2 separate regions of the Homo sapiens genome follow, and region 2 is linked to region 1. A link is an interaction called in ENCODE POLR2A ChIA-PET data of the cell type or tissue named here. Cell type or tissue: PC-9. All regions are shown on one strand. Each heading gives the region's core, and the rest is flanking DNA. Links, peaks and the distances in the headings are about the cores only. Region 1 overlaps FBLN2 (fibulin 2). Region 2 has its middle 29 kb from the start of FBLN2.

Region 1 (15,943 bases), core at 4,340-12,339:
GGCGCTGCTGCTAAGCAGGGGCCACAGCCCCCACGAGGCTGACCCCTTCCTGCTTACTTTAGGAGCCTTGAACTCCTGCAGGGGGTGATTCTGTCACAAGAGCTGGGGGCTTGCAGATCCAGAAGCCTGGTCTAGCTTCCATGGGGACCTGGGGTGATGCTCCTAAGACCCCACGCAGGTTTGAAACCCCCGTGGGCCAACACTGGAGAGGAGAGGCTTCAGGAGTCCTCTAGCAAACAGGTTAATCTGGGTGGATAACCCTGTGCTGCCACAGCCTAGGGAATCTGGGGGCCTCACAGACCCACAGACATTGGAAAGGCCCAGAGCTCCGTCAGTGTGAGAGGGGACAGCCCCGCACCTGGGGGGAGCGCCTCAAACACAAATCAGATCATGCCACCTTCTGCCCTATATGGCTCCCTCCGGCCGGCCCCTCCCCAGCCTCTTCTCACACCAGTCAGAGCTTCCTTTCAATCAAGTTCAATTCCCTCTGGCTAAGGGGCCTTTGCACGTGCTGTTTCCCCCGCCTGGAGCACCCCCTTCTCACCACTGCCCACTTATCACCTCATCCTCTACATTGCAGCTCAAGTGGAAGCTCAAGACTCCCTGCAGGGAGCCTTCCCTGACCCCCAGGAGGAGTCAGATCCCCTGAGTGAGGCTCACCACTTCACTCCTCAGCTCGTATCACTGCTCAGAACATCACACCTCTGTGACTGCTGGGGTCTCTATCTCCTCCTCAAAGCCCCAAGCTCCCCAAGGTCAGGGTCTCTGCTGGGTTTTGTGAACCCTGTACATTCAGCATCTTACCGGCTCCTGTGCACATGCTGGGCACTCAGAAGCCACTGTCAGAGGGTGGGCCGGGCGTGGTGGCTCACGCCTGTAATCCCAGCACTTTGGGAGGCCAAGGTGGGTGGGTCACCAGAGGTCAGGAGTTCGAGACCAGCCTGGCCAACGTGGTGAAACCTCAAATCTACTAAAAATACAAAATTAGTCTGGCGTGGTGGCAGGCGCCCGTAATCCCAGCTACTTGGGCGGCTGAGGCAGGAGAATCACCACCTGGGAGGCAGAGGTTGCAGTGAGCCAAGATTGTGCCATTGCACTCCAGCCTGGGCGACAAGAGTGAAACTCAAAAAAAAAAAAAAAAAAAAAAGGGAACCACTGTGAGAGGTTGAAGAGCTGAAGAAGGCAGAAGAGAAGCCTGCTTCCACCACTTTCTGCCCCTGTGTCCACAGGCGGTGGCCTGAGCTCCCTGTAGCCCACTCTCCACTCCTGTAAACTAAGAGGGCTGTTGTGAGGACTACGCGGCTCAGCAATCACAGAGCGCCGAGCACGGTGCCTAACAGAGTCACCGTGTTGAGGGGCGTCTGCAGTGGACAGCAGCAGTCATTTGAGTTTTAGGGTTTCCCTGTTAGCCAGAGCATCACAGCATTCAGATACTCCTGCCCTGCAGAACCTGCGTGTGTGAGGCCCTGAGGAAGGGGCCCCTTTCCTGCCATGCATTCCTGGGGCCACAGGCTGTGCTGAGAGGCCTTCTGCAGGTCAGGGGCTGCCCCCAGCTGCTCTGGGAACCTCCGACCTCCTGAGGGCCGCCCTGCCCGAGGGTTCCTCCGTGTGGCCCTCCATTGTGCCAGCCCTGCGGGAAAAGCCGCCCTCACGAAGCCCCTTGAGTGACAACAGACGTCAGACCCCTTCTTCCCAGCCCAGGGAGCCGGGCATGTGGCTTCCATTAGGCCACATCTGGACATGCTCAGAGGCAGGGATGGCCTGGCCGAGGCAGTCTGGATCCCTGGCAGGGCTCCAGCTCAAAGACAGGACCCCCAGCCCAGCCAGGCCTGGGGCACTGGCTGGAAACCCCTTCTCTAGGCCCCAGGGCTGCCATGGCAACGCGGCTGGAGGGGTCACTTCTGGCCCCATTACCTCCCTTTCTGCAGGGCCCAGGGCTGAGCAGGGCAAAGCCACCTCCCCAGCTTCTCCTCACCAAGGGCTGCTCCATCATCTAGATCCCCCAAGGCCTCCCCCAACAACAGCAGCCAGGGGCGCTAGGGTCCAAACCCCACTTCCCCCAAGAGGCTCAGTTGGGCAGCCCGATCCCCCACCCGCTGGGCTTCCATCTCCCACCCCTCCCATGCTGCGTGCACATGGCCGTGACCAGGGATAAACCTGCCTGTGTACATCCCTGTAACGCCCTCCTCCCCCATTAGACTCTAAACGAGGGCGAGGTTGCGTCTGCCTTGCTCACTGTCGCAGCCTTGGCTCAGTGAGGGTGCTCTGTGAGTATCTGTTGAAGATATCAGCGGGTGGGCTGAGGACAGACGGTGACTAATCATCGTCGCATTTCTAATTGCTCAGCAAGTCCTCAGCTGAGTGTTGGACACAAATTAGCTCATTTAATCCTCAAAGCAGCCCCATGATGCAGGGACTTCCCTGCTGCTTACAGGTGGAAAAACTGAGGCACAAAACCATAAGCCGCATGCTCAGATTCTGTGGGTTGAGCCAGAGCCCATGAATTCGTGATGACAAGTGGGCCATGGGTGGGCAGAAGGGTGAGAGTTGGGGTGCGGCTGTGGATGTTTATCTGGCCAGGCCTGAGCTTCTGGGTCCCCTTTGAATTCATCCTCTACCCCTGGGTCCTTAAACCTTCCATTCCCTGCACACCAAACGCTGCAGCTGCCTGTCCCTGCCCTAACTCTGGTCTCTGGGCCTTTGCGTTTGCTGGGTCCCCTGCCAGATCAGCCGTCAGACAAGATAAGGGGGACTCAGTTGGGGGCCTAACAGCCAGCAGTCCTCATCAAAGCCCACACCTAAAAAATCTATTTGAGAAAGCTCAGGGCAGAGGGGAAAACTGGGGCTCCTGATAACAAAGCTGCTCTCTAGGATCCCACAGCCCAGACCACAGAGAGGCCTCGGGCATCAAGAGGCAGGACTGGGGGCCAGGGGTGGGGCTGCTTCTATTTCAGAAACCCTGGAAGCTGCACTGCATGCACCACGCTTCTGAGCCTGGCTGCATGCCCTCCCTGGCACACGTGCACTTCATTACACACTCCACCCACAACATGCATGTTCCGCTCCTCCCCCATCCCAGCCCACCACCTCCCACCACCAGGTCCCGCCTGTGACCTGGTGCTGCTAGCCACACCTCTTGGACTGTGCTCTGCTGAGAATAGGGAGATGGAGCCTACCTCCCCAGCTTGTTGGGAGGATCATATCACAGAAACAAGAGCCGGGCACCCAGGAGGTGCTCGGCAAGGGCGAGTTCTGTGCCCTGCCCACCGTAAGCAGGCTGGAAGCAGAGTTGGCAGGGGTGGCAGCCGGTAGGCCTGGAGGAACCCACAGAGACCCCAGTTTCACCCTCATTGCATGTGCATGGGCTTTGCACATGGTCCATGCCCAGCAAGTGCTGTGGGAGGACTTGGGAGATGGGAAAACAGGATCCAAGCTGGTTAAGAGCCTTGCCCAAGGCCACAGCTATGGGCAGCAGAATGAGTAGATGGGAACACTGCTGACACTGCAGAGCCCCTCATGCCCCCTCCTTCAGGAAGCCTTCCCAGATATCACACAGGCCTCTCTTCCTCACAGCCCCCAGTCTGTGAACCAAGTCCATACTGGTTCATCTCTGCCTTCCCAGGGATGCCAGGACATGCTCAGAGCTGACACCTGATGAAGGCTGTAGAGTAAATGATATGGGATTGAACAAGACACAGGCATCCAACTGTGGGGACAGATCTCTAGAAACCTCAGAAGGGAGACAGGAAGAAAGTAGAGCTGGAGCTGGGGGAGGGGGATGAGTGAAGGCACAAAGATTCAGGAAGGCTTCCCAGGGGAGGTGCTATCTGAGCTGGCCAGGAACAGTGTAAGCAAATGCTTGGAACAGAGGGGAGAGAGGTCGGAATGCTCAGGATGGCAGGAGAACTAGGGTGAGGAGGAATTACTGAGAGAAGGGGTGGTCAGGGGGATCCCCCCCCCCCGGGTTCACTCATTTATCCACCCAGTATTTATAGCGCTCCAACTGTGTGCAGGCCCTGCTAGAGGCCCTTGGGCTCTGCAGAGAATATGAGAGGTATGGTCCCCACCCTCACCTCACAGTGCTGACATTCTGTTGGGGAAGAAAACAGTAAACAAGTCCATGGGAATTATCTGCTGTAATGTCAGGTATTGCTAAGAGAAATTAAAGCAAGGTGAGGTGGCTCACACCTGTAATCCCAGCACTTTGGGAGGCCGAGGTGGGTGGATGGATCACCTGAGGTCAGGAGTTCAAGACCATCCTGGCCAACATGGTGAAACCCCTGTCTCTACTAAAAATACAAAAATTAGCTGGGTGTGGTGGTAGGCACCTGTAATCCCAGCTACTCAGGAGGCTGAGGCAGGAGAATCGCTTGAACCCGGGAGGCAGAGGTTGCAGTGAGCCGAGATTGCGCCACCGCACTCCAGCCTGGGTGACAGAGCCAGACTCCGTCTCAAAAAAAAAAAAAAAAAAAGCACAGTGAGAGGAAGGGTGGATGGACAGGGGAGTCCTCCCTGGGGCGGTGACCCGAGCAGAGAGCTGAAAGGGGAGGAGCGAGCCACGCGTGCACCTGAAAGAGGGAGCGGCGAGTGCAAAGGCCCCAGGGCAGGAAGGTGCCTGGACAGGAGGCCAGTGGAGCCGAGATAAGTGGGGGAGAGGGAGGGGGATAGGAGATCTGGGAGGTCACTGGGGCAGGCTGTCCAGGGCCTGTGGCCACCATGAGGACTTTGGCTTCTACTCTGAGGTGAGAGCTACAGCAGGGTGTTGAACAAAGGGGTGACACTGGCCAACTTATGTGTTAACAGGATCCCTGGCTAGGAGGAGTGGCAGAGTTGGTACAGGGCCCTCACAAGGAGCTCCCAAAAGGGAACACATCCTCTCTGTTGTCAGTACAGAGACCCAGAGCACAGCTGTGCATAGAGGCTCTGCTGGAGAGAATGGGAGCAGGTGGCTGCCCCAGGTCCACAGAGCTCCGTGGCTGGACAGGTGCCCTGCATTTGCTGCAGTCCCCTCCAGGCCAGCTCCCCAGGTCTCATTGCCACCAGCCCGGGGGCAGCTGGGTTCAGGCCCTCTGCTCAGGGGCATCTGTCAGAAACAGCAAGTTTCACCCTGTGGCAACCTGGAGATACTCTGCATGGACATCCCATTTCATGGAAGAGAAAACTGTCATCTTGGGGCTGTAGCAGGGGGCCCCAGTCTCCCAGTGGAGGAGGAGGGCTTGTGGTTCCCATGGGGGACCTAGAGGTACAAGTGGGTCTGGGTGGCTGGTAGCTGGGTGCTCCCTGTGTTTGCCTGCCTGGGCAAAATGCGTGCATTTCACAGCCGGACCCAACCCATCTTGAGGGTCTGGGGCCAAGGCTAGGCCTGCGGTGGGTTTCTTTAATTTTAAAAACTAACTCTGTTAGTTTATGCAAATAAAACCACTTTATTGAGATATTATTTGCATGTCATAAAGTCCCCACTTTGAGGGAGCAGAATCTAGTGGGTTTTAGTAGATTTGGAGTTGTGCAGACATCCCCAGAATCTAATCTCAGAGCATTGTCATCACTCCAGAAAGACACCCACATCTGTAGCAGTCACTTTCCATTCCCTCTTTCTCCCAGTCCCCGGTAGCCAGGAATCTTCCTTCTGAGTCTATGGATTTGCATATTCTGGATATCCCTGGACTCTCTGGGAATCATGCACTATGTGGTTTCTAGTGTGTGACTCTTTCACTTAGCACGATGTTTTCAGGGTCCATTTCATGTGGTAGCATGTGTCATTAATTCCTTTTCATGGTTGAATAATGTTGTATGAATATACCACATTTCAAAAATCTGTTCATCTGTTGATGGACATTATTCTTCCAGCTTTTCAGTATTATGAGTAATGCAGCTATATATATTCATGTGTAAGTTTATTATATGGACACATGTTTTCATTCATCTTGGGAACATATCTAGGAGTGGCATTGCTGGGCCACATGGTAACTCTGTGTTTAACCCTTAGAAGAACTACCAGCCTGAGGCCGGGTGTGGTGGCTCACGCCTGTAATCCCAGCACTTTGGGAGGCTGAGGCAGACAGATCTCCTGAGGTCGGGAGTTCAAGACCAGCCTGACCAACATGGAGAAACCCCGTTTCTACTAAAAATAAAAAAATTAGCCGGGTGTGGTGGTGCATGCCTATAATCCCAGCTGCTTGGGAGGTTGAGGCAGGAGAATCGCTTGAACCTAGGAGGCGGAGGTTGTGGTGAGCCACGATCACGCCTTTGCACTCCAGCCTGGGCAGCAAGAGTGAAACTCCGTCTCAAAAAAAAGAGAACTATCAGACTGTTTTCCAGAGCGACTGCACCATTTTACATTCCCACCGGCAGTGCACAAGGGTTCCAGTTTCTTCACATCCTCACCAGTTGTTATAGCCATCCTAGTGTGTATGAAATAGCATCTCATCGTGGTTTAGATTGCAATTCCCTGATGACTAATGATGCTGAGCATGTGTTCATGAGATTGCTCTAGAAACTTCTAGAATACGCAAGCACACATCCCATTAGCCTCAAAGTGATGACATCATCACACTGTCATGTAGTCTCCAGAGAAGTCCACTATACACTGCACTGGGGGAGAGTGTATGAAGAAGGCAACCAATGTCCTAATGTTATGACAAACATAATTTTGACCTTATGGATCCCTGAAAGGGTCTTGGAGACCCTATAGGGCCAGGACCACACTTGAGAACCACTGGTCAGTGCAACTACAAGCATGTAGGTGCGTGCACGTATTTTCACAAGCACTAACATAGGACGCACAGCGTTCTGTTCTATGCCTTTTTCAAATAACAATGGATCTTGGAGCTTTTCCCTGTCACTGCATGGAAAGTCCCCTTTCTGTGTTTGATGGCCGTGGTGCCCCACAGCATGCAAACCCCATCTTTGATTTACCGGTTCCCTTACTGATGGATATTCAGGTTGGTTCCAGTCTTTTGCTCTTAAAAAGCGATGCTGCTGTGAGCATCTCTACACCATGCCCCAGTGTGGAATTGTGAGGTCGATGTGTCTGTGCTTTTTTTCTTTGTACGCTGTTCATTGACACATAACCACTAGAACCTGTCAGAAGCACACAACTCAAATGAATTTTCCCAAGTGAACACACCTGTGAAGCTGACCCTCAGCTCATGAGACAAGAGCCGGCCCTAGGAAGCCTCCTTTGTGCCCCTCCTAGGAAACCACCTCTCTTGACTTCTAATGGCAGAGGTTAGTTTTCCTGCTCTTAAACTTTTATAAATGAATGACCGTGCCATTGCGTGTATCGGGAGGGGGTCTTTTTGATTGTTGCATAGTGTTCCGTTGCAGGGATCGACCCTGCCTAGCTTGTTGTTCCCCGGCTGGGGGCATTGGGGTTGTTTCCAGTGGAGGCCATGAGCTTTCTCTGCCAGGCTTCTGGTCCTTATGCCTGTGCATTTCAGTTGAGAGGTGCTGGCTGGCTCAGCTCTAGGAGATATGGATGTAATTTTTTTTTATATGGACGTATTTTTATAGCCCTGGTAGACGTTGTTCACTTGTTCGCCCTGGAGGGTGTACTGGATTTTACTTACACCTGCAGTCATGAGAATGTCTCTTTCCTCGTTCTATTCATGCGACAAATATTTATTGAGTGCCTCTCTCACCATTGCAGGAGCCGGGGAGACAGGGTGAGCAAAACAGACAAGACTGGAGCTGCCAGTCGTGGGGTGGGGATTCACACAGTCAACAAAATGAACATCTGAAATCTGGCACGTTAGATGGTGAAAGTGCTAAAGAGGAAATTAAGCAGGTTCTGGACTTTGCCAGTCTGAGAGGTGGGGAGCAGCCTCTCCTGGTGGTTTTAGTTTGTGTGTGCGTAGCTCTCCACCCACCTCGTCTGATGGTTCCCCAGTGAGTCTCACTGGTCACACTCCCACCAACACTGCTGTGGGGTGGCCTTCCTGCCATTCTCGCTAAACCAATGTTAGTCTTTCCTCCTTGGACACACCTCGGCCATGTATAAATTACCCATTGTCACAGGAATGCAAGTGAGGCAACCACAGCTCCTCCGTAGCGCACACAGTGCACATTTATTATTGCTCCCAAGTCCACGGGCCAGTTGGGCAGTCCTGCTAACCTGGCCAGGCGTGGCTGACACCTGCTGGGCCTGAACGTGTGTCTGTGGTCACCTGGCAGCTCAGCTGGTCCGGGATGGCCTCAGCCAGGATGGCTCATGTCTGTGCCACGTGGTCTCCAGCTGGTTAGCTCTGGCGTGTTCTCATTGTGGAAACAGAGGTCCAAGAGAAAGATTAGAAACACACAGGTGTTTAATTTAGGATCTTGAAGATGGAGAGCACTCCTTCAATGATTAAGATAGACTTGAGATGGAGATTGAGATTTTATTACTTCCTGGGGGATACGTGGTGCACCTGGGGGCCACACACACGCGGGGAAGTCAGGGGCGGCAGGTGGGGGGTGGGGGGGAGGTGTGGGCCTGGGGCACTGGCTTTCACTGGGGTCCAGGATGGGGAACATGAAAGTCCGGTAGTGGTTGGGCACTTTAAAGCAAGCAGGCCTGAGATTTGAAACAAACCAATGCAAAGTCCTTTCCTGGACGGAGGTGTTATTTTGGAATCCTGCTGGCCTGGAGGTCAGGTGTGGGTTTGGGGAAGGAGCTCTCTGGGCTGAAGTAGAGGAAAGACAGCAGGAATTTATCATCTAAGTTAGGTGGCCAATCAGACGTGGAGGCTGAGGTAGTATGCGTGCCGTAAACCTCAACACCCACAGACTCTTGCACCTGGGCTCCGAACTAGCAGGGCCGCTGCTTTTGCCACATTGTGTTGGCAGCCAGTCAAGAGGCCAGCCCAGGGTCAAGGCTCCTGGCCACGAGAGTCACTGCAGAGTCCTGCTGCCATGGTGGGGATTAAGGAGGGGGAGAATGCAGGCGGTCAGTTCAGTGGGTGCCCCCGTGCCTGACCACCAAGCCCCAGACCCCGTGCCAGTGCTTCACGTGCCTCCTCTCATTTAGTTCCCATAGTGACCCTACAGCAAAGGGATTACGAGTCCCTTCCCACCGTGGTGTCAACCTGTGCCTGGCCATGGCCTAGGGCGAGGAAGTGTTGAGCCCAGCTCTGAACCCAGATCTGTTGACATAAAAGGCATCTCTGTGTTTTCTGCTTGGGTCCTGGCACAGGGCTCCCCAGGTTAGAGGCTGGCTCGACCCTTCACTAGCTGTGTGACCTCAGGCAAATTGCTTAACTGTCCTGGGCCTCAAGATTTCTCATCTGTAAAAGGGGCTTACTGTTGGCTTCCTCCCAGAGCTGTGTTCTCAATGGGAAGAAAGCCTGCAGTGGACACCAGGTGCAGGGGAGGCCTGCCACAGAGCAGAGCTCCACTCATGGCTGGCGTCCCGGATGCTGTGGTTCCAAGTCCTGAGGCCCTGCTGAGAGGGTGGCGGCCTTCGAGCCCTGGGCTGCATCCTGTTCACGCACCCAGGCCAAGGCAGCAGATGCGGCTTTCCTGAGGCTGAACCATGCCTAGGAGTCCTTGGCCTCCTGAGCCTTCCAGAATCCTGGGGGCCTCAGTGAGCTGGAGTTCAGGATCTGTGCTGCGAGTTTCCCTGCGGGCAATGTCGGCATCCTCTACCTGCCAGCACCTCCTCGAGGCTAGGCCAGGCTGTGGGCCTCTAGGACCTCTGGCCTGCAGCATCCGGGGCTTTGAGGTGAAGCTTCTGGTTGAGATCAGAATTGTGTGGGCTGGGGCTCTGGTGGGACCTCCACCCCCTTGTCCACTCCTCGGCCTCCATGCTGGGAAAGTGGGCTTGGGGCCAAGTTGCAGTGAGATTGAGCCTGCTTTGGCCCTCAGAGAGTGAATTCCTGCCTCTGCCGCTCGTGGCTGTGTGACCTCAGGCAAGCGACTCACCCTCTCTGAGCCTCAGTTTCTGCATCTGTACAATGGGGCGGTCCTGTTAGTCTCAGGATTACTGAGAGGAGCAGGCGGGCTAACGGCAGCCAGCACAGAGTGCTGCTCCGGGCCACGGGCTGCTTGCCTCATCCTGCCAGAGGTTCTGCAGGAACTGGGGTGGCGGGGGAGGGATGAGAAGAGGGCTTTGTGTTCTTGTTTCTTCAAACAGATGTAGATGTGTATCTTCTGGTGGCCAGAAGTTGTCCCCTCTGGCAAAAGAGCAGAGGAGCCAGGCCTGGCAGGGTTGGGCAGGGGCCGTTCCGCTGCTATGTTTGCCACTCCAGCTGCCTCCAGATGTGCAGCAGCGTGTTCCTCACTGGCTGTCTCCCTCCCATGCTGCACTCTTGTTTCGGCCCCTGCCAACTGCGTCAGCAAACGCGCGAGCTGCGAGACCCCTCCTTCAGCCATACTGCCTGGCTGCAAGGCTGGCTTCCCACAGACAAGGGGAGGGGCACCCTCCTCTACTGAGTCTGCATGCGGGGCCCTCTTTGCCACCCTCACAGGTCACCCTGCATCAGTGGAGCATTTATTATGTGCCAGGCACTGTGTTAATCACTGGACGCGTATCAGTCCATTATGTGTCGTGACCCCGTGAGGGGATGTCATCATTATGTCCATTTTGTAGACGAGGTGACTGAGGCCCAGGCAGGTTAAGTGAATTGTCCATGGTTCCTGAAACCAGTGAAGTAGACGTTTGCCAACCCCTGACTTGGCCCCCTGCACCGGGCACTTCCACCTCCTGCCTGCTGACTCCCTGAGTTTGCCTGGCTGCCCAGTGTGAGCAGGCATTTCCCTGTTGTGGGCAGACTGAGGCTTCAGGACTGTCTGGATGGCTGGCCCTCAAGGGGCAAAGCTGAGCCCAGGGCAAGCTGGCAGGCCTCAGGCTCTGCACTCGCCCCCCTGCCCCAACCCCTCAGGCCTCTCCCTGGTACCTTCCTGGTCAAGGTCTAGGCCGGTGGACCTGGTGGGACTGTGGTTCCAAGTATAGTCAAGGGCCACATAAGGACGTTTTGGTCAGTGATAGACCCCATATATAAAGGTGGGATTAGCAGGTAGGCAAGCCTGCCTGGCACAGAGGGCCCAGAACCTGGGGGTGGAGGAGTAGGGAGAGAGGGAGTGAGAGGCTTTCTCTCCTGCTTCCAGCCCCGTCCTCTAGCCTGCCCCCCTCACCTTTTGGGTGCCAGAGATTCAGCAGGAACCACAAAGGTGAAGACCCTTAGGGATGAGGGTCCCTGCTGTTAACTCCAGCGACTGTGGCCAGCTGGCCTTTAGAATGCATGCAATGGAGAAGCAGCACTAGAAGTCTGGGAGTGAAACAGCTTGTTGGAAAGTGGGGGCCGTGGGGACCAGAGACTGTACCTAGAACACAAGGGCAGTCGCTCCTGCTGTTGCCCTGGGGCCGTGGAGGCCTGGCATGGTCCAAGATTTTGGATTTTCTACAAGAAGCCTGGGATCTGGAACTTCATATGACAGCTCCCAATTTGTAAATATTAGCAATTCGTTCACATATTTTTAAAGCACCCACAAAGTACACTACAGGCACCTGCTTGCTGCCATAGCTTGGACTCTCCCTCTGCCACCCCTCCTGACACCACTAGGATGACACAGAGGTCCAGTGCTGGGTGAGGAGCTGGCTGAGAGCTCTGCAGGTGCAGAGGATGGGGGCCCAGGAGCCCTGACTCCAACCCAGGCTCTCTCTGCCCAGACCTCCCATCCCAGCTGAGTCAGAGCTGGTGGGATCAGTGTCATGGTGAGGCTACATGGAGGGCTGAGGGCAGGGACCTGCAGGTTACTGTGCAGTACCTGGACCAGCAACAGTGGGAGCTCCACCCCTGGCCTGCAGGGGAGACTGGTGAGAGCCGAGGCTCCAGGGAGTAGCCGTGGCCATAGGTAGAGGCAACTGTGCCTGTATGGGGACCCCAGGATGCCACCCTCCAGGCCAGCCTCCCTCAAGAAAGAGCAGGGCTGACGGGTGGAAGGTGGGTCTAGGGCAGATAGGGAGTGGGCAGTAGGCTTTGGGGAGGATGGCCGTGCGGGTATGGTGGTTGGGAATCAGGGACTGTCCGCAATGCCACCACACAGGCATGGGCGTGAGATGAGCAGCCTCAAGCTCATCTCTGTGTGCTCCTCACATGCTCACACGGGAGGAGTTAGAGTGAGCTCAGATGCCCAGGTAGAGATGCCATGTTGGCGGTGGGAACTTGAGCATGGAGCTCAGGGCACAGGTCTAAGCTAGAGGTGGAAGCTGATCAGAGAATGGCTGTGCTTCTGTCCCTTCCCCACCAAGCTGGCCCACCTGGCAGTTGGGGCTGGGTTGGTGGTGGGTGAGTGATGGAGGACGACCTCACAATTCCTCATCTGTCACCGTGTGGCCCCTGGAGCCTGGATGCAGGAGCAGGGAGGCCAAGGGTCTTGCCAGAGGTTGCTTGGCTGGTGGGGGCATGGCTGGGCTTTGAGTGGAGCTCTCTGGCTTCCTGGCTTTGTGCCTCACACCCCCCACCAGCCGTGGCCATCAGGATAGAAGTGTTTCCTGCTTGGCGTGAGGCTGGTGAGCGTGTTACCCTGACCTCTCCTAGGCACCTTTGATCAGTGCTGATTGCTTCACTTTGAGTGTGCAGAGTGGCCAGTTATTCTGCAGGAGCAACTAGACAGAGGAAGGATGTATTTTAGTGGGGGGTGTGCATGGGGGAATCAGATCAATCAGTGCCTGGTCAAGTTCTAGGAAGGCGGGCCTGGTGGTACAGTCAAGCGCTGCATAATGACATTTCCATCAATGATATACTCTATATGTGATGGTCCCATACGATTATGGTGAAGCTGAAGGAGCTGAAAAATGCCTTTTGCCTAGTGACAGCGTAGCCATTACTCGTGTTTGTGGTGATGCTGGTATAAGCAAACCTACCGCACTGCCAGTAATACAAAAGCCTAGCACATGGGCTGGGCGTGGTGGCTTATGCCTGTAATCCCAGCACTTTGGGAGGCCAAGGCAGGAGAATCGCTTGAACCCAGGAGGCGGAGGTTGCAATGAGCCAAGATCGCACCATTGCACTCCAGCCTGGGCAACAAGAGTGAAACTCTGTCTCAAAAAAGCAAAACAAAACAAAACAAAAAGCCTAGCACGTGTAGTTAGTTACAGTGCATCATACTTGATAATGAATGTCTGTGTTACCAGTTTATGTATTTACTATGTTTTTGTTGTTATTTTGGTAGGCCTAGGGCACTACTGTGCGCTAGTGTGTTATTTGGCTTTCTACTTATTTGAAAAATAGTTAACTATAAAACAGCCTCTGGCAGGTCCTTTGGGAGGTATCCAGGAGAAGGCATTGCTATCATAGGAGATGACAGCTCCCTGCATGTTACTGCCCCTTAAGACGTCCCAGCGGGATAAGATGTGGAGGTGGAAGGCGGTAATATTGATGATCCTGACCCTGTGTAGGCCTAGGCTAGTGTGTGTGTTTATGTCTTAGTTTCTTTTTTTCTTTTTTCTTTTTTTTGAGATGGATTCTCGCTCTGTCCCCTAGGCTGGAGTGCAGTGGCGTGATCTCAGCTCACTGCAACCTCTGCCTCCTGGGTTCAAGCTATTCTCCTGCTTCAGCCTCCTGAGTAGCTGGGATTACAGGTGCCCGCCACCACGCCAGGCTAATTTTTGTATTTTTAGTAGAGACGGGGTTACACCATGTTGGTCAGGCTGGTCGTGAACTCCTGACCTCGTGATCCGCCTGCCTAGGCCTCTCAAAGGGTTGGGATTACAGGCATGAGCCACCACGCCTGGCGTATGTCTTAGTTGTTTTTTTTTTTTTTTTTATTGAAATGGAGTCTTGCTCTGTCACCCAGGCTGGAGTGCAGTGGCGTGATCTTGGCTCACTGCAACCTCCACCCCTGGGGTTCAAGCAATTCTCTTGCCTCAGCCTCCTGAGTAGCTGGGACTACAGGCGCATGGTGCCATGCCCAGCTAATTTTTTTTTTTTTTTTTTGTATTTTAGTAGAGACGGATTTTACCATGTTGCCCAGGCTGGTTGCTAACTCCTGAGCTCAGGCAATCCGCCTGTCTCAGCCTCCCAAAGTGCTGGGATTATGGGATGGAGCCACCTCACCCGGCCTATGTCTTAGTTTTTAAGAAAAAAGATTTAAAAGTTAAAAAAAAAAAATTGAAAATAGGCTGGGTGCGGTGGCTTATGCCTGTAATCCCAGCACTTTGGGAGGCTGAGGGCGGATCACCTGAGGTCAGGAGTTTGAGACCAGCTTGGCCCACATGGTAAAACCCCATCTCTACTAAAAATACAAAAATTAGCCGGTCACAGTGGCGCAGGGCTGTAATCCTAGCTACTCAGGAGGCTGAGGTAGGAGAATCGCTTGAGCCCGAGAGGCGGAGTTTGTAGTGAGCCCAGATTGGGCCACTGCATTCCAGCCGGGGTGACACAGCGAGACTCCGTCTCAAAAAAAAAAAAAAAAATAAATAAATAATTAAAAAAATAATAAAAACACATATAGAGTAAGGATATAAAGAAATATTTTTCTATAGCTGTACAATGAGGGCATTTATGTTTTAAGGTAAGCGTTATTACAAAAGGGTAAAAAATTAAAATTTATAAAGTAAAAACATTACAGTAAGCTAAGAGGAATTTATTATTGAAGAAAGAAAAATATTTTAAACTAAATTTAGTGTAGCTGAAGTGTCCAGTGTTTCTAAAATCTGCAGTAGTGCACAGTAGTGCCCTAGGTCTTCAAATGCACTCACCACTCACTCATTGAGTCACCCACGGCAGCATCCAGTCTGCAAGCTCCATGCATGGTAAGGGCCCTGTAAACCAAAAATAAAATTCTAAGGCCCCCCGCCACCAACCATCTAACTGGACTTCCTTCTCAGCAGGCGCTCTTAAAATTTAACTTGAAAGACTGGTTCAGGCCATGAAGGGAAGTGGGGGTCAGAGAGGCCTCATTATATCTCTCACATTAACTTCAGCACAGACTTTAAGTCTGATAAGAAACATTTTACAGCCTAGCTAAAAGCTTCATCTGCATGATAAAACTACACCATGCACAACCTCTTATCCCAACCCAAACATCATTCCTTTCTATTGATCCCAGGTCTTTAGACAAACTCAACCAATTGTCAACCACAAAATGTTTAAATTTACCTGTGGCCTGGAGGCACCCCCCAATCTTGCTTTGAGTTGTCCTGCCTTTCTGGACCAAACTAATGTGTTTCTTAAATGTGCTTGATTGATGTCTCCTGCCTCCCTAAAATGTACAAAACCAAGCTGCACTCCAACCACCTTGGGCACAAGTGGTCAGGACTTCCTGAGGTTGTGTCTTGGGCATGTATCCTCAACCTTGGCAAAATACTTTCTGAATTAACTGAGACCTGTCTCAGATTTTCTGGGCCTGCAGGCCCTATACAGGCGAACCACTTTTTATCTTTTATATCATACTCTTACTGTGCCTTTTCTGTGTCTAGCTTTGTTTAGATTCACAAATACTTACCATTGTGTTCCAGTTGCCTGTAGTACTCAGTACAGTCATGTTCTGGACAGGTGTGTCGCCTAGGAGCAAGGCTATATCATGCAGCCCAGGTGTGTAGTAGTCTATGACACTTAGGTGTGGGTAAGGACACTCTTATGTCCTCACACGATGACGACACCACCTAACCACGCATTTCTCAGAACGTGACCCCTTCGTTAAGTGACGCATGATTGTGTGGGGTGAAGGGAAATGGAAAGCTGCCAGGCGGAGGCACGGGGCGTTTGGTTCTGGAAGGGCCCCAGCCTGGCCCTGTGGCTTCTCATTGGGAACCCTGAGCTCCAGGTCCCAGACCACCTTGGCTTTGCTCTGGCAGAGCACGGCTGGTGGCTGCTCCCAGGGTACCTGCTGCCTCTTCTCCAGGCAGGACTTCTGAGTCAACGCCTCCCCGGCCAGCACGGATCACCCGAGGCTTTGCAGAAGACCACGCTGGACAGTGCTGGTGCCCCACTGCCTGTTTACTTCTAAGAGAAAAAAAGATCCA
Region 2 (15,943 bases), core at 5,346-13,345, 60 kb before region 1:
GCTCTGGCCATGTGACCTGTGGGCTCCCTCTTTGCCTTCCGCCACGATTGTAAGTTTCCTGAGGCCTCCTCAGGAGCGGAGCAGATGCAGGCACTATGCTTCCTGTAGAGCTGCCAAACCCTGAGCCAATTAACCCTCCTTCCTTTATAAATTATCCAGTCTCAGGTATTTCTTTATAGCAGCTGGAGAACGGACTAACACACCAGCTATAACAAAACCAATTTTACCATAGGCTAATTGATATAAACAAGAGTTCAGTTCCTACAGCGTATTTTTGGTCACAAAAACAACATCAAACTTCTCTAATACGAAGCACCTCTAATATTAAACATTGAAATAAATGTGAGGTGTACATACATTTAAGAAAGACTAGTAAAAACAAGATATGTACCCACTTATTCCAGTCTCGGCTCTAGGGTGGCTGGAGCCTGTCCCAAGAGCACAAGATGGGAACCAGCCCTGAGCTGGATATCACCCCATTATCACTATAGGGCACACTCACAGACACGCTCACACTCAGACTGGGGCCATGTAGACACACTGGTTCACCTAACACCCACATCTTCAGGATGTGGGAAGAAGCCAGAGTACGTGGAGGGAACACATGCAGACGTTGGGGGAACATTGCAAACTCCACACAGACAGCGGGCATGGCCAGAAATCGACATTTTTTTCTTATCAACGAGACGATGTTGAACAAAACGATGTTATTTGAGGACCTGCTGTATTCAGTGACTTCTCTGCTATTTTCTGGGTGCCAGGCCCTGTGTTGGGTGCCAGCACACAGACCGTGTCTTCCCTCCTACTGGTCTCCAAGTTTCTCCAGACCTGTTGCATCTCTGGGTCATTTGAGGACAGGATGAGGGTCTAGAGGGCCAGTGTGGGAAGGATTCTCATGGCCCATGCAGTCCAACGTCTCCTTGCACAGACAGGGAAACTGAAACCCAGAGAGAGCAGGAGCCTTGGGCCGAGCAGGAGCTGGGACCCACGGGGAGGTGGGTTCAGCAGGGCAGTGTCCACAGCGAGTAGAGCTTGGGTCTAGCTGCTTGGGTCTAGCTGTGCTGCCTTGGGTGAGGCAACCACCATCTTGAGCCTCAGCCGTTTCCCCCATCAGATGCCCTGGCACGTGGCAAATGCTCAGTTAATTTTAGCTAATAATATTACCTAAGTCAGAGTGAGAAAGGACTTTCTCATAGCCAGAACTGTTCACAGAGCACCATGATAGTGGCCAGTGCAGAAGGAGCGCTTGCTAGTTTTGGCACACTCTAGGCACCACGCTTGTATCAAATGGCTTTGTCCTCACGTAACTATGTTTTGCAGATGAGGAAAGGGGACTGGGGGAGGTTTGATGGCCCCCCAAGGCTCTCCCAGCCAGGGTGGTAGAGCCCGGGGCTGACACCTAGCTGGCCGCAGTCACCCCCACACTGGGTGCCCTGTGGGGTGTGACCTCTCACACCCCTCAAAGGGGTGCAAGTGGAGGCTTGGGGCTGTGGGAACCATCTGGGACTTCCCAGTTTCTGGGACTTTCCTAGCCCCTGCCAACCCTGAGAGGCTGAGTTTCTCAGGGTGTGCCCTGGTCTTGGAACCAGAGGGAAGGGATCAAGTGTGAGGGGGGCTCCTGCTGTGGCAGTGGGGAGTGTGCAGGGGCCTTGCCAGAGGCCCGCTCCCTTCTGGGACCCTCCAGCCAGTGTGCGCATTCCACCGGTTGTCTCGGTAACCGATACCAGGCGGCCAGACAAAGTTACCGTGTGTGTCTGGGAGGCTATTTTGTCTAATATGCTAAAAGGCCTTTGGAAATTCCTGGAGCCCATCTGGTCCTAGTTACCCCACAATATTGCTGCCTCTTCAGCTCACAGACAAGGGAACAGTTTTATTTCTCCTTTTGGAGCTCAGGAATGTGCCTTAAACACGAGCCGGCAGACGCCCACTTGGTGCACGAGTTCCTTGGTCACGTGTCACACTCATCGTCCTTTAAAAAAGGACTGCTGCTCTTTCCCCTTGGCTCCCCAATCCCAAAGGGTCCCTCCCAACCCCATTACCTAGAGAGTGATGTGGGGAGGGCAGATGCTTCGGGGGTGGGCCCGCCTGACTGCGATGTGCCCGGCCTCTGCGTTTTCTCTCCTGTGTCCTGGGGATGGGAACTCCTGAGAATGGAATGCAGCCTGGTGTGTGGTAGGTGTTTGGTACATGCAGGTTTCCCAGCTGGCTCTGTGAACTTAAGTAGGTCCCTTGACCCATCCAAGCCCCAGTAGCCTGCTCTGTAAAACCGGGCTGGAAAGTGTGGTACAGGAGTTTAGGAAGGTCTCAGCCACACCAGGGGATGTGGATGATTGGTCCTTACTCACCCGGCGCTTCTGCCCACCCATGGCTGCCTCCAGAGGGTGTGAACACATCCAGGGCTGCACATCTGAAGCCTCTCTTGCGGGCAGAAGAGATGTCTTCAGGTCCAGCTGCTCCCATGCTTTTTGCGGGGCCGGAGTGTGTTTCTTCCCTGGAGTTCTTGTCCCTTTGGGTTTTTCGGGTTCCTCTGGCCGCAGTGCCCAGAGGCTGGGTGTGGCCGCTCCAGGCTGGCTGAGTCTTGGCAGCTGCCCTACATGGTTGCCTGGGGCCAGGTGACATCCTTCTTGCTTCCTTGAAGAGCTCCCTCTCCCCAGTCCCAGGCTGGAACAGTCACAGTGCCCTGCCCACCTAGGCTATGATTCCAGGGGCTGTGTAAGTGTGTGATTCAAGCTCAGATAACCCTAGACCAGGCTTCTTCCAGGCTGGGCAGGCCTGCACCTCCATCCCCTGCATGGCTAGACGTGGCATGTACTTGTTTTATGAACCATGAGCTCAGTGGCTTGTGTGCCCTCCAAGTGGAAGCTTTAAGAGCCAGTGTGCGATTCTCCACAACCCCTTTGCCACAGCGATGGAGGGAGCACATTTCAAGCTGTAGCCCCCGACAGTCTGGGTCCCTGAAATCCCAGATGACTCAGGTCTCCCAGTCAAACCAGGGCTGACATCCAGTGTGAGCGATAAATAAACCTTGATTGTTTAAGCTCCTGATGCTTAAGGGTGGTTTGTTTCTGCAGCATAACCTTACTGATATCAGCCTGGCTGATACACTTTCCATTTCCCTGATCATAGGGATGGTTTAGAGATATCATGTGACTCAAGAGTCCTTACATTACTTTTACATTTTGAGTGGAAGAGGAAGGACTTTATCTTCTGAGTTATCAAGTTTTAGAGAAGCCATATTTCCCACCACAAACAGAAAGCCTGTCTGAGGTATGAAATAGTAAAACGAAGGGAGAAAAAGAAAAAACATGATGGAAAAGAGGGAATTCTGGTGATGTCAAGATAGGGCTGCCATGAGCATCTGCACAGGTTGTGCACTGCACAACTCTCGAGGCTGCTGTTACACGGTAATCACAGTAGATTTGTGTATTGATTAAAATAATTTTCTAGTAGGCACTAGTAAAGTATTTTGAAGAAGTGGAGCCTTTTTCTAATTTGCAAACAATTGCTGCAAAGGCTAGTGACCATGCCATAATCAAGACCCTGATTTTAATCCTTGAGTCCCCAGAGCTTCTCTAGCTCGATAAGTACTTGGTGTAATTTATTATTTTGGTGAATTCCCTTTGTTGTTAAGTTCTGCTCACAGCAGAACCATTGATAACTCAGACACTCACAAGATGCATCAAGCTTATTTTCTACTTTCCAGAGCAAACCCTTAGCGCTTTTAGAAATAACAGCTCAACAATAAGAGAGAGACAGAACAACCGTTAAATGCAGACATAAGAACAAGAATAACAACAAAATATCAGTTTGGGGCCATTTGTGTAGGTGCAAGTAACGTTCCCTATCTCACTGAGCACCAAGACCTTCACTGTACTGGTCTGTGGCCTGAAAATGGTTCACCATGGTAATTAACGCAGAGAAGACATTGTGTAGACTTCATGTCCTCTTAAAATAGTTAAATTATAACTGTGTTGTTGTCTAAAAGGAAAGACCAAAATTATCTAGAGAGTTCTCATCTGTGTGGCTTAAGCTAGATGAATAACGTATCATTGTAAAAGGATAGTGTCAGCCAAGGTCCAGCCCCCAGCTGTCCCCAGTGTAGGAGGTGGCCCCACTGGCAGCATCCCTGACACCACTCTGACCTGCTCAGGACAGCTCTTTCTCACTCCCCTAAATGCCAGGAGTTTCCAGAAAAAGTCTGGGGGAGGCTGTGGGCTCTGGGGTCAGACACTCTGGGGTGGGGTCCCTTTCCAGCAAGGTGACTCTCAGCAAGTGGTTCCCCGACTCGGAGCCTCGGCTACCGCTTCTCTAAAATGGCAATGGCCATACCCACCTGGGGGGCCATTGGGAGGGTCGGGCGGGCCTGGGAATGACCCAGCACACAGTAGGTGCTCAATGAGAAGCAGCTGGCACCAAGGTGGGATCTGGGTGAGTTCAGAGCCCAGGCACGAGGGCTCAGAATCTCAGCTCGGCCTTGCTGAGTGCTTGGGCGATTCACTTCGTCTCCCAGAGCCCCAGTTTCCTCAGCTCAAACTGAGATCCCCAGGGAGTTGAAACAAGCAAGCATTCTTGAGACTGTGTGTTTCCTTGCCTGTTCTTCCTGCCAGGCAGTAAAGGGGCAGGATTGGGTCTGTCCCTGACTCGACCCCCGGAACAGGGCCTGCGGTGCTTAGTAGGCGCTTGGTAAAGACTCAGTCATTTGCTCCAGTCGGGAGGGAAGTTGGCTGGTGCCTGCTGGGGGGCTCCCCCTGCCCTTCTGACTGTGGGGAGCAGGCCCAGAGCCGACTTTGGCCAGGCCGGGGTAGAGGCCTGCTTCTGCCATCCCTGGTGGGCCCCAGCGTCTCCTCTGAATCCCCACCCTGCTCCTGAGCAAGTGCTCCCATCCCCCACCCTGCTCTGGCGGCTTGGCATAGGTGGGACACCAAGCCTGGAGCTCCCGGCTGCTCCAGCCACCCGAGCCAGCCCCACAATTGTTTTTCCACCTGGAGCGTCCAAGGAGTTGCTGGCAGCCAGGCCAGGCGGGGGAGGCGGGGGGCGGTGTTGGAGGAGACATCAGTGGGCGTGGGAGGAACAGGCTTCACCCTTTCCATCCACAGGGGTACCGGTACTGGGATAAACTGGACGGCACTGGTCAGGGCCCACTTTCCTTTGACCTTAGGTGAATGACTTAACCGCCCCAGTCTCATTTACTTCATCCATAAAATGGGGATAATATTAGTAGCTGCCTCTTGGGGTTGCTGTGAGGAATAAATGCGTCAGCTCATGTAAAGCACTCAGAACCATGCCCAGAAGCAAGTGGTCTTGATGGCAGCCCTTGCTATAGGCACTCTAGGCTGGATGCGAGGGTTCTGCCGCACACAGCTGCCTGGTGTGGGCCAGCCACGTCCACTGTCTCTGCGTACCATGTGCACCCACAGCAAGCCTCCGGAGGTGACAGCCCCTCACAGAAGCTGCAGGAAGTAGAAGCGGAGTGGGTGGCAGCTCCCTCCCTTGCTTCCTCAGCTTTCTCTCCCCTTCTTTCTTCCACCAGCCTGGCAGGTGCCCCCAGAGGCAGGGGATGGGTCCCCTGACCTCGGGGAGGACCCCCAGCCCCATCAGCCGCGGAAATGGTGGACCCGCGGGCCCTGGGCTACTGCCATGCTGCAGCCCTCGGAGGAACTGAGCAGGGACAGGGCCAGCCTGGGTCACCCGATGCAGCTGCACAGATGTCAGGCCCGGCATAGCCGAGGTGTGGTCAGGCTAGGTTCCCCTGGGCCCCGCTATGGGAACAGGCTGTCCCGACAGCCTGGCTGCCATCCCTTGCTGCTGTTGTTTGGAAGATAGAGCAGTCATCAGCCCCAGCCCCCGGCAGCCCCACCCTCCCCTCGGCTTCTGCAGCTCCCAGGCCTGGGACAGTCCCTGGCTGACCCAGGTTGTGCACTGGGTGGCCTGAGGCAGGCCCTGACCCTCTGTCGGCCTCCATCTTTTACCTCTACTGAGAAACCGGGGGCGGAGCCCTCTGTCCCTGCTGCCCTTCCAACTCAAGGCCCAGGAAAAAGGACAGGAGGCACATGGTGGGGTCCGGGGCCAGGGTGCTCACATGTGCTTAGTGAGCACCAGGAGCCACCTTAGAAGGAAGGTGAGGGATCTGTAACCTTGGTCAGGACAGCCACACAGGAACTGTCTCCTGGACCCAGGAGGAGCAGCAGGACCCAGCCTTCTAGGCAGCAAGGGAAACTGAGGCAGGAGCCCAGTTATAGGGCCTAATAAACTTGATCCAGGAGGAGGCAGCTACTGCGTGGAGACTTGGGCTCCAAGGTCCTTGTGAATCCAGGGTCCAAGACCATCGACCTCCAGCCCTACCCACTGATGGGAAGGAGGCTGCCATCTTTCCCATGCCCGCTCAAGTGAGGCTCAGGCCCCAAGCATGGCAGGCTGGTTTCAGGGGCATTGAAAATGGGTCCTGGGTTCAATCCTGCCTGTGCCACTTCCTGGCTGTGTGACCTTGGGCAGGTCCTTTCTCTCTTTTTCTCCATTTCTTCTATAAAGCGGGACAGTAATGCCACCAACACAATGCCGTAGAGGTAAAGCTTGGCTGTCATGTACACCAAAGGCTTGGTCTGCAGTCTGACCTCTGTGCCTCTGTCTTCCTCCACCTCCCCTTATCCATCCAGAGGGCCCGAGGAAGGAAGCAGGCACGGGTGGGGTTTGCTCTGGCACTTGCTTCGGAGTCCTTGGATACCTCCAGGCAAGTCCTTGATGCTTTTCCCAAACGATGCCAGCCCAGGGATGGATTCTCTGCCTATGGGAACTTGGGTCCATCCCAGGAATGTAGGCCAGACGGTGGGGAGGAGAAAGTGCAGGGTGGAGGCTCGGCCAGCGTTCTACCAAGGTCTCTCGGGCACGAGGTGAAGAGTGGGCACCCGCCTGCAGAGGCAGTGCCAGGGACTGTCGGCCTGGGCTCAGCACAAATGTTGTGGCTGCCCCCCCAAGGGTTGGTGGCAGGAGGCCCGGGGAAGCCTGCAGGCGGGAGCAGATATGTTCTGCTTGGAAGGATGCTTGGGACAAAGCCAGCTCCGGGAGCTCCTCGTGTGGCTGGACACATGGGGCAATTCCTGGGCTAGGGGAGGAAGGCGGCGCCTGCTGAGGGGAGGGAGGGCATCTTGCCAGGGTTGGCAGAGTCTAGGGCCTGGGAGCTGGGACCAGGCATCAGGGCCTGGGGCCAAGGCCTTGGGAGGGCTGGCGAGACCCAGGCAGGCCCCAGCCCGTGGGCCTCGCAGACCAGGACTCTGGGTTCACTGTGCCTTGGGTGTCGCACACTCAGCCCTGAGTTGTCCTCAGGGCTGGTCCTTCCCTTCCCCGAGGCTGACCCTGGAGGGGCGGCTTCCTGGGTTGGGGGAAGCTTGGTGACAGTGCTTCGGCTGACTTTGTCTCCAGAGTCCCCTCTTCCCTCCCCAATGACTCCAGACCTCTGGGGGTGGGCGAGGCCGGGTATCCTTCCCTCCTCTGATACCCTGGCCCCAGCATTACTGGAAGTCCTGCCCCCAGGTCCTATGACACACAGGGCTGGACTGTTTGGAAGACATTCTAATGAGGACAAGAGGGAAATAAACACGGAGAGTCTGGGGAGTGGGACAATGGTGTGTGTGCGTCTGTTGGGAAGGCCTTCCTGCAGTGGTGCTGATGCTGCCGCCCGATACCCACAGGATTAGGCTGAGACTGCACTGCCCCTACCCCGAAACCCCATCTTTGCCGCTCCTGCCTCCCTGGCTGCCTGGCAGGCCTCTCCCAGCACTGCGGGAGTTCTGCCCCCATTCTCCTCCATCTCCTCTCCCAAGAGGCAGCCAGGCTGAGATTGGGGGCCCTTTCCCTCTTTGGTCCCCCGTCAGGAGGTGGGATGAGGTCCCCAAGGAGTCCCCACCCATTTGCAGCCTGAGCATTGGAGAGACTGCTGGGGCTGGGGCGGGGCCAGGGAGCTGGGCACCCACAGCGACCCCAATGGACCTCAGAGCGCCGCAGCCCCTGTCTCAGCTGCAGGAACATGGAGAGCGTGGGTGGAGCTCCATGCTAGCTTGCAAGTCCTCTAGCTCCGACAAGAATCAAGCCATCAGCTTCTCTTCCTCCTAGAGAGGTCCACTGGCTGCAGAGCCTCCAAGTGTCTGGACCCAGAGCTTCTAGCCCACCCTTGAGCAGCCCAGCAAACTCAGTGCTCTGAAAGCTCAGGGGCTTTCGGCCTGAGGAGCTATTCCAGCCCAAGAGGGCTTCCTGGAGGAAGAGACGTTTGAGCTAAGCATTCTAAGCAGAAGGAACAGCATGTACAAAAGCCCAGGGGCACGAGAGAGCAGGCCCCTTCCAGAAGTGGTGGGTGGCCATGGCTAGAAGCCTGGGAGACTGAGGACAGGGAAGAGCTTTGGTATTTTGGATGCCTTCTCCCCACTTCAGGCCTCATCTTGTTTTGGTCTTCCCCAGCCCCTGACCTGGGCCCCTCCCTGGCTCTGCTACTTGCTTGTTGTTAGTCTTGAGCCAGTTACCTTTTCTCTCTGAGTCTCAGTTTCCCTATCTGTAAAATGGGGTGGAGCCTCCCTCCTCCCACAGCTGTTGTGAGGAAAACACCAGCATGAACTTGGCTAAACCCTCTCCCAAGGCCTGGCACAGAGTAGGGCTAACAAGGGAAAAGTGAAAGAACAAAACAGCAACATCAACATAGTGTTTTCCCCTCCTTGCCTTCCGTTGGAACTTCTGTCCTCAGGAAACCTCAGTCCCATCTCCAGGGAAGAATAGAGATCCTGGGCCTGAAGGCTTTTCTGTTTTGGCCTCCCTGTGTGATGCCAAATGAAACCCACCTCCTTCCCGACCCTCAGTTTCCTCATCTGTGAAATGGGAGGGAGGAACCACAAGGCGGTTTGCAAATGACAGCCAGCCCCGCTGCAGTGTGTCCTCCTTTCTGTCATGAGGAAGACCACCTGGATCGCCTACACTGGGACACTGAGGCCCATGGAGAAGGACGGAGTCCCTGCCCTGCACATGCTGTGTGGCCCTGACAAGTCCCAACACTCCCTAGGCCTCTGTCTCCCCGCTCCTGCTCTTTCCAGGCTGTTCTTGGAACTTGCTGGATGGAAGGGACTCCAAGGCAGGGGGCAGAGAAGGCTGAGGGGAGGAAGGGCGCTTGCCCTGGGCGCCCAGGTGCTGCTGGGGTGAGACAGTGCTGAGCTACCTCAGGGGGCCCCCACCCCACCTGCATGTCCCTGCCCCCAAAGGCCTTTCCACCCCTTCAGCCCCACAAGGCAGGTATCAATCCAGAGATGACCCTGCTAGGCCCAGGGAGAGGCTGGCAGTGTAGCCAGGAACTCTGGGTGACTGCTTGGTACCAGCATCCCTTCCTGACAGCCCCACGGGACACTGGACTCTCAGGCCAGAAGCCCCACTCCCAGAGGGGCCAGTGTGTGAGCTGCTGGGAAGAGCAGCTGTCCCGGGCAGGGAACCTGGGGGTTCCTGAGAAGGGAGGTCATTTTACTACGCTCTCTACTTCTGCTAGAAACTTTCTGAAATAAAAACATACAGCGCAGACCCTGGAGAGCAGCATACACCTGCCCATTGTGGCATGAACCCTTCCACTCAGGCCTTGGTTCTTGACTGTTTTCTCCATGAATACATTAATTATACGGAAGTGATCTGCCCGTATGGGTGTAGATGTGGCAATCTGGTTTACAATTTTGTGTCACATAAATGTGAGCCAAGAGGCAGAAACAACCCAAATGTGCATCAGCTGATGAATGGATGAGTAAAATGTGGTGTCTGCACCCAGTGGAATATTATTCAGCCATAAAAAGGAATGAAGGACTGATGAGCCCGACCACGTGGATGAACCCTGGAAACATCATGCTGAGTGAAAGCAGCCAGACACAAAAGCCCACAGAGTGTATGCTTCCATTTAAGCCCACAGAGTGTATGCTTCGATTTGTCTCCAATGTCCAGAATGGGAAATCCATAGAGACAGAAGCTAGATCAGCAGTTGCTAGGGCGGGGAGTGGTGAATGGGGAATGAGTGCTAGTGGACGTGAGATTTTTTTGTTGGGGTGATGGAAGTGTCCTAAAATTGATTGTGATGATGATTGTATAATCCTTCAAATATTCTAAAAACTACTGAGTTGTTCATTGTATTTGTCTGTTCTCATGCTGCTAATAAAGACATACCCAAGACTGGGTAATTTATACAGGAAAGAGGTTTAATGGACTCACAGTTCTGCATGGCTAAGGAGGCCTCACAATCATGGTGGAAGGCAAAGGAGGAGCAAAGTCACATCTTACATGGCGGCAGGCAAGAGAGAGCTTGTGCAGGGGAACTCTTCTTTATAAAACCATCAGATCTTGTGAGACTCATTCACTATCGAGAGAACAGCATGGGAAAGCCCACCCTTCATGATTCAATTACCTCCCACCAGATCCCTCCCACCACACATGAGAATTATGGGAGCTACAATTCAAGATGAGATTTGGGTGGGTACACAGCCGAACCATATTATACACTTTAAATGGGTGAATTATATGATATGTGAGTTATATATGAATAAAGAGGTCTTTAAAAAGATATGTACTTTATGTGTTAATGTGAGTATGCCAGTATTCAACTATAAGGTGTTTTGTATTGGAAATTGTGAAAATAAAAATTATGGTCTTGGAGTCAGTGTGCCTGTGGTCCTAGGTGTGAGACACCCTCCCTGAGCCTCAGTCTCCTCATCTGTAAAGTGGGGATAATACTAGCACTTCTCTCACAGGGCGCTTGTGAGGATTCGGAGGGGGAAGCAGTCCGGGCTGCCACAGCTCTTACTGTTATTGTCGATGTTATCCTTGTTGGGCTGTGCAGGGAGGCCCTGCCAAGCTCTGGCAGATTTCACCCTGAGTTGGGGCCCTGCTGCCATGAGACAGCAGGTATCTATCGGTAGTACCTGAGAGACTTGGGTCCTCTCCTGACTCTGTCCTGCACAGCTGTGTGCCTTTGGGCAGGCTGGTGAGCTCTGGAAGCTCAGTTTCCCCATCTGTGAAATGGGAATGAAGCCAGCAGAGCTCCCCCACCTCTTCCTTATGTCCCCTCCTCAGAGAAGCCTCCCCTGGGCCCTGTTTTAAAAACAGCCATCCTGCTACTCCCTCTTCTTTTTCCCCATTGTATTTTTTTTTTCACTTGCCACTTCTGGACACAGATGTGTTTGTTTACCTATTTGTTTTTATTGCCTTTCTCCTCCCCCTGGAATGAGCCCCATGAGGGTCTCAGGCAGCACCGGGCACATGGCCAATGCTTGGAAATGTCTCTGGAGTGTGGAATGTATCCCAGGTGTCGTTGGCCAGGACAGGGAGCTAGCGTGTTCCCGCCTCAGGGCCTTTGCACTTGCTGTTCTTTCAGTAAGTATCCACATGATTTGCTCTCTCATTTTATGCAGTTCTTTGCTTACCTATCACCTTCTCAGGGAGGCCTTGCCTGATGTGCCTCATATTTACCCTCCCCTCGTGCCAGCCCCGCCCAGCTTCCCCCTGCTTCCCGTGCCACCAGCTGACCTTCTGCGTGTTGGCTTACTGATGGGCCTGCTGGTGGTCTCCCCACACAGTGGTCAGCCCCAGGCCAGCAGAGATCTGTGCGCCTTATTGCCTGCTGGGGCCCCTGTGTGCATGGTCAGCACTCAGCAAGTATGTCTTGCATTAATGTCATTTATTTCCTGGAGGAGTAACCATGCATGGAAACCCCTTGAAAAATACCTGGAAGCATAGACACCAAAACTCATGACCGTGGGTCTCTCTGGGCAGGGAGGAGAAGCCCTGATTGTCCATTCTGTGTTCTAAGGAGAGGCAGGCAACTGTTCAAGGGGCTGGGCCACAGCAGAAAATGGGGGACAAAGACCCTGACCTTCGTGGGGCCAACAGTCCAGTGGCAGAGGCACAAATAAATCCATGCAACACAGAGGTTCCCGAAGTGTGGTCCGCAGACCCCCAGGAATCCCAAGGCTCTCTTAGAAGATCCACAGGGTCAAATGGTTTTCATAATGATCCTAAGATATCATTAGCCCCTTTCCTTCACTGACATTTGCTCGAATGATGCAGAAGATGAGGAGAAAAGCACAGTCGGGGCCGTGGTGCACCTGTTGGTGGCCCCTATAGTCTTCACCAGCACACCTGGGTCACATCCTTGCTAAGCGCACAGACTAGCAGTGGTGTTGAGCCTGACCCTTGAGTGCACATCTTCTGAATATTCTTCGTGACAAAGTGGGAAGTGCACATAAAGCAAGCCCAAGTGTGATGGTTCTCAGAAAAAAGGCACACGTGAGATGTTTGAGTTGTCAGCCCAAATAGCCACGTTTATATAGAACCCAAGGGTTTCATAAAAATGGCAAGCTATGGTTATTCAGACTTGGTATCGTGGCAGATATTTTCTTGAAAATGATCAAAATGAGCTGTCGCTTCAAGGAAAACAACTGACAGGAATTGTTGCCAGTGAAAAGATTCCAGCTTTCAAGTGAAAATTAGAATGTTAGAAAACTGGCCAGGTATGGTGGCTCACACCTGTAATCCCAGCACTTTGGGAGGATTGCCTGAGCCCAGGAGTTTGAGACCAGACTGGGCAACATAACAAGACCCCATCTCTACTAAAAATATAAAAATTAGCTGGGCATGTTGGCGTGCATGCCTGCAGTGAGCTGTGATTGGGCCACTGCACTCTAGCCTGGGTGACAGAGCGAGACCTTGTGTCAAAACAAAAAAACAAACAAAAACTTGTACCAGCACCAGGAGCCAATACTTACAGACTTTTCTGATGAGATTGGCAGGGATATCAGCAAACTGTGATGTTTACTTATTGAATAATAAGATATGTCAACATTTGGAAGGTGAGTGAACCAATATTCTTTAAATGATCAACCCATGTTGTTACAATATGTGTGAAGGTAAAAAAAAAAAAAAGCCATTCAAAGAACAAGATAGACAGGCTGGGCGAGGTGGCTCACTCCTGTAATCCCAGCACCTTGGGAGGCCCAGGCAGGTGGATCATTTGAGGTCAGGGGTTCAAGACCAGCCTGGCCAACATGTTGAAATCCCATCTCTACTAAAAATACAAAAATTAGCCAGGCATGATGGTGTGTGCCTATAGTCCCAGCTATTTGGGAGGCTGAGGCACAATAATCTCTTGCACCCAGGAGGTGGGGGCTGCAGTAAGCCGAGATCGCACCGTTGCACTCCAGCCTGGGTGACAGAGTGAGACTCAATCTTAAAAAACAAAACAAAACTCCAGGTGCAGTGGCTCATGCCTGTAATCCCAGCACTTTTGGGAGGCCAAGGCAGGTGGATCATTTGAGGTCAGGATTTCAAGACCAGCCTGGCCAACATGGTGAAATCCCATCTCTACTAAAAACTCAAAAATTAGCTGGCGGGAGTGGCACGCGCCTGTAATCCCAGCTACTCGGGAGGTTGAGGCAGGAGAATCTCTTGAGCCTGGGAGGCAGAGGTTGCAGTGAGCTGAGATTGCGCCACTGCATTCCTACCCGGGTGACAGAGTGAGACCTGGTCTCCAAACAAAAAAAAAAAGACAGATGGATTTTCGTGTAACCAAGTATGAAAAGCTCTTCATATGGTTCCAAATTCTGCATCATGAATAAAGTTTAAGAAATTAACACTCGTTGAGTTTTGGTGTTATAGCAAAGAAAAATATTCACAAAGATCTGAAAAGTCTATTAAAATGCTCCTCCCTTTTCTAACTGCATATCTGTGCAAGGCCAGATTTTGTTCACATAGTTCAATGAAAACCACATATCGCAACGAACTGAATGAAGAAACAGCTATGAAAATCCAGCTGTCTTCAATTAAGTCAGACATTAAAAGGATTTGCAAAAGTGCAAAACAACACCACTTTTCCCACTGATTTCTTTGTTTTGAAAAATGTAGCTTTTTCATAAAAATGCTTTATGTGAACATGTATTATTTCTTTTAAAAAGATTCTCTTATACTTTGATAAATATTCTAATAATTCATCTGTCTTAGTTTTGAATACAGTAAATATCAGTTTTCATAACTCACATGAACTACAGCTCTTTGAAGTCCTTGATAATTTTTAAGAGTATGGAAAATAGGCTTGCCAGATACAATGGAAGTGTGTCCTGTGCAATATTTGGGAAGTAGTTGTTCTAAAAAAATTATTTGTTATTTATTTGCAATTCAAATTGAACTGGGCATTCTGTACTGTTATTTATGTAGTAAACCCGGTGATCCTACTAAAGGGATCCTGAGAGCAACATATTTGAGAACTGCTGGTTGGGAAGAAAAATAAATTGGGTAAGAATTCAGAGTGTTCCGCGTGATCAGGGCCTGTGTCATCGGGGCCAGCCACACGGGGAGGAGGGCTCTGGTTCGGGGCTTGGTGAGGGTCAGGGCCTGGAGTCTGGATGGGGCTTGAGGAGCCGGAGACACAGCAAGGAGGGAGGGAGATGTGGTCTCCTGTTGCGCTCAAATCTGTTCCAGGAAGGAGGACACCTCTATGTCCAAGAAGTGGGCTTGCAGAGAGGCAGGAACAAGCCCAGACTTGGGAAGCTAGTGCGTGGCATCAGGAGCAAACCCTCTCAGGCTTGACACAAAGCCCACGCCTGGCCTTTCTAGTTTCTTCTCAGCTGAGGACAGGGATGAGGATGGGAAGGGACGGCTGGCACCGGGCCTGGAGGTGGTGTGCTCGGCAGGGAGCTTCCTTCCTCCCTGGCTGAAGAAAAGGCAGCCATGGGGGACAGGGAGGAAGGGCAGCAGAACAAAGGCCTTTTGTGCAAGGGAGGGTTTCGGGCTGGCCCTGTCTGCACACAGGATTAGGGTCACCAGTCTGGTGGGCAGGCACGGGCTGACCCAGGCTGCCTGCCGGGCACGGCGTCCCTGCTGGTGTGGGGCTTGGCTGCTGCGGCACATCTGCGATGGGTGGACTTACAGCCATCTGGGCTGGGAAAGTGAGAGGGACCCTGACGAGTGTCCCTCTGGGGTCACAGGGCAGAGCCAGAAATGTCCTCATCCCCAGAGACCTCCTCCTCGGGTCAACCCTGCCACTACTTAGACCAGGGGTGGTGATTGCCCAGGCGGGACATAGTCAGGGTGAGGACCGAGGTGGTCTGGTGTCTCCAGGTGGGGGCCAGGGTATATGCAACAGTTTCCAGCCATAGGATCTGTGGGTTAGGTCAGAGGGTTAGGCCTGGGGGCGTCAGGCAGGACCCTTCCTCACAGCTAATGAAGTGCTAGGGGTGTGGCAGGCTAAGGTGAGAGGCAGGAACCGTCTGTCCTGGGACAGCCAGTAAGGGGTGCATTGGCTGCACCTGATGTGAATCAGTAATGAACCCGGCCAAAAGCCAGGCTGCTTTTTATTATCACCATGCTCTGAAAAATCTAAAAAAAGGTGAATGATAGAATATTGCTCCTTGTGCTAAACAATTGCTGTAGATACTGTTAAGTTTTACTAACATGTATGTATGCTCACATTAGCATATTCTGGTGACTTTTTTTTTTTTTTTTGAGATGGAGTTTCACTCTTGTCACCCAGGCTGGAGTGCAATGGCACCATCTTGGCTCACCGCAATCTCCGCCTCCTGGGTTCAAGCAATTCTCCTGCCTCAGCCTCCCAAGTAGCTGGAATTATAGGCATGCTCCACCATGCCTGGCTAATTTTGTATTTTTAGTAGAGACGGGGTTTCTCCATGTTGGTCAGGCTGGTCTCGAACTTCTGATCGCAGGTGATCCTCCCACCTCAGCCTCCCAGAATGCTGGGATTACAGGCGTGAGCCTGCGCCCGGCCGACTTTTGTTTTAATAAGCATGGAGAACTCAGTTATGCAGTCAGCCCCGAAACATGCCCATTCAATGACAAGCATGTGTTTGGAGAGTCTGTTTGTGGTGATTTAGGATCATTTGAGCAGCTTAATATAAACTTGTGTCTCTAGTTCCTGGTGCAGCTACCTACT

Evidence for each region. Peaks named below come from ENCODE experiments on the same cell type or tissue, not always from the same donor. Only the 100,000 strongest peaks of a DNase experiment are listed, where the experiment ranks them.
Region 2: POLR2A ChIA-PET joins it to region 1 with 5 read pairs; 4 of 35 experiments call an interaction of 5 or more read pairs at or near these places.

What each region holds. Positions count from the first base shown.
Region 1 is chr3:13,572,770-13,588,712 of GRCh38, forward strand. The region is part of intron 2 of FBLN2 (fibulin 2); the gene reads left to right. Among named protein-coding and RNA genes, the nearest start is that of FBLN2, 32 kb to the left of the region's middle. RefSeq lists enhancers at 4,062-4,815, 4,816-5,569. In PC-9, for the core only: no CTCF peak of the experiment used is centred there; DNase peaks (open chromatin) are centred at 7,652 and 8,052; H3K27ac peaks cover 1,983 bases.
Region 2 is chr3:13,511,690-13,527,632 of GRCh38, forward strand. No RefSeq gene overlaps it. Among named protein-coding and RNA genes, the nearest start is that of FBLN2, 29 kb to the right of the region's middle. RefSeq lists enhancers at 1,375-1,534, 4,281-5,209, 6,583-7,472, 14,210-14,813. In PC-9, for the core only: no CTCF peak of the experiment used is centred there; a DNase peak (open chromatin) is centred at 12,892.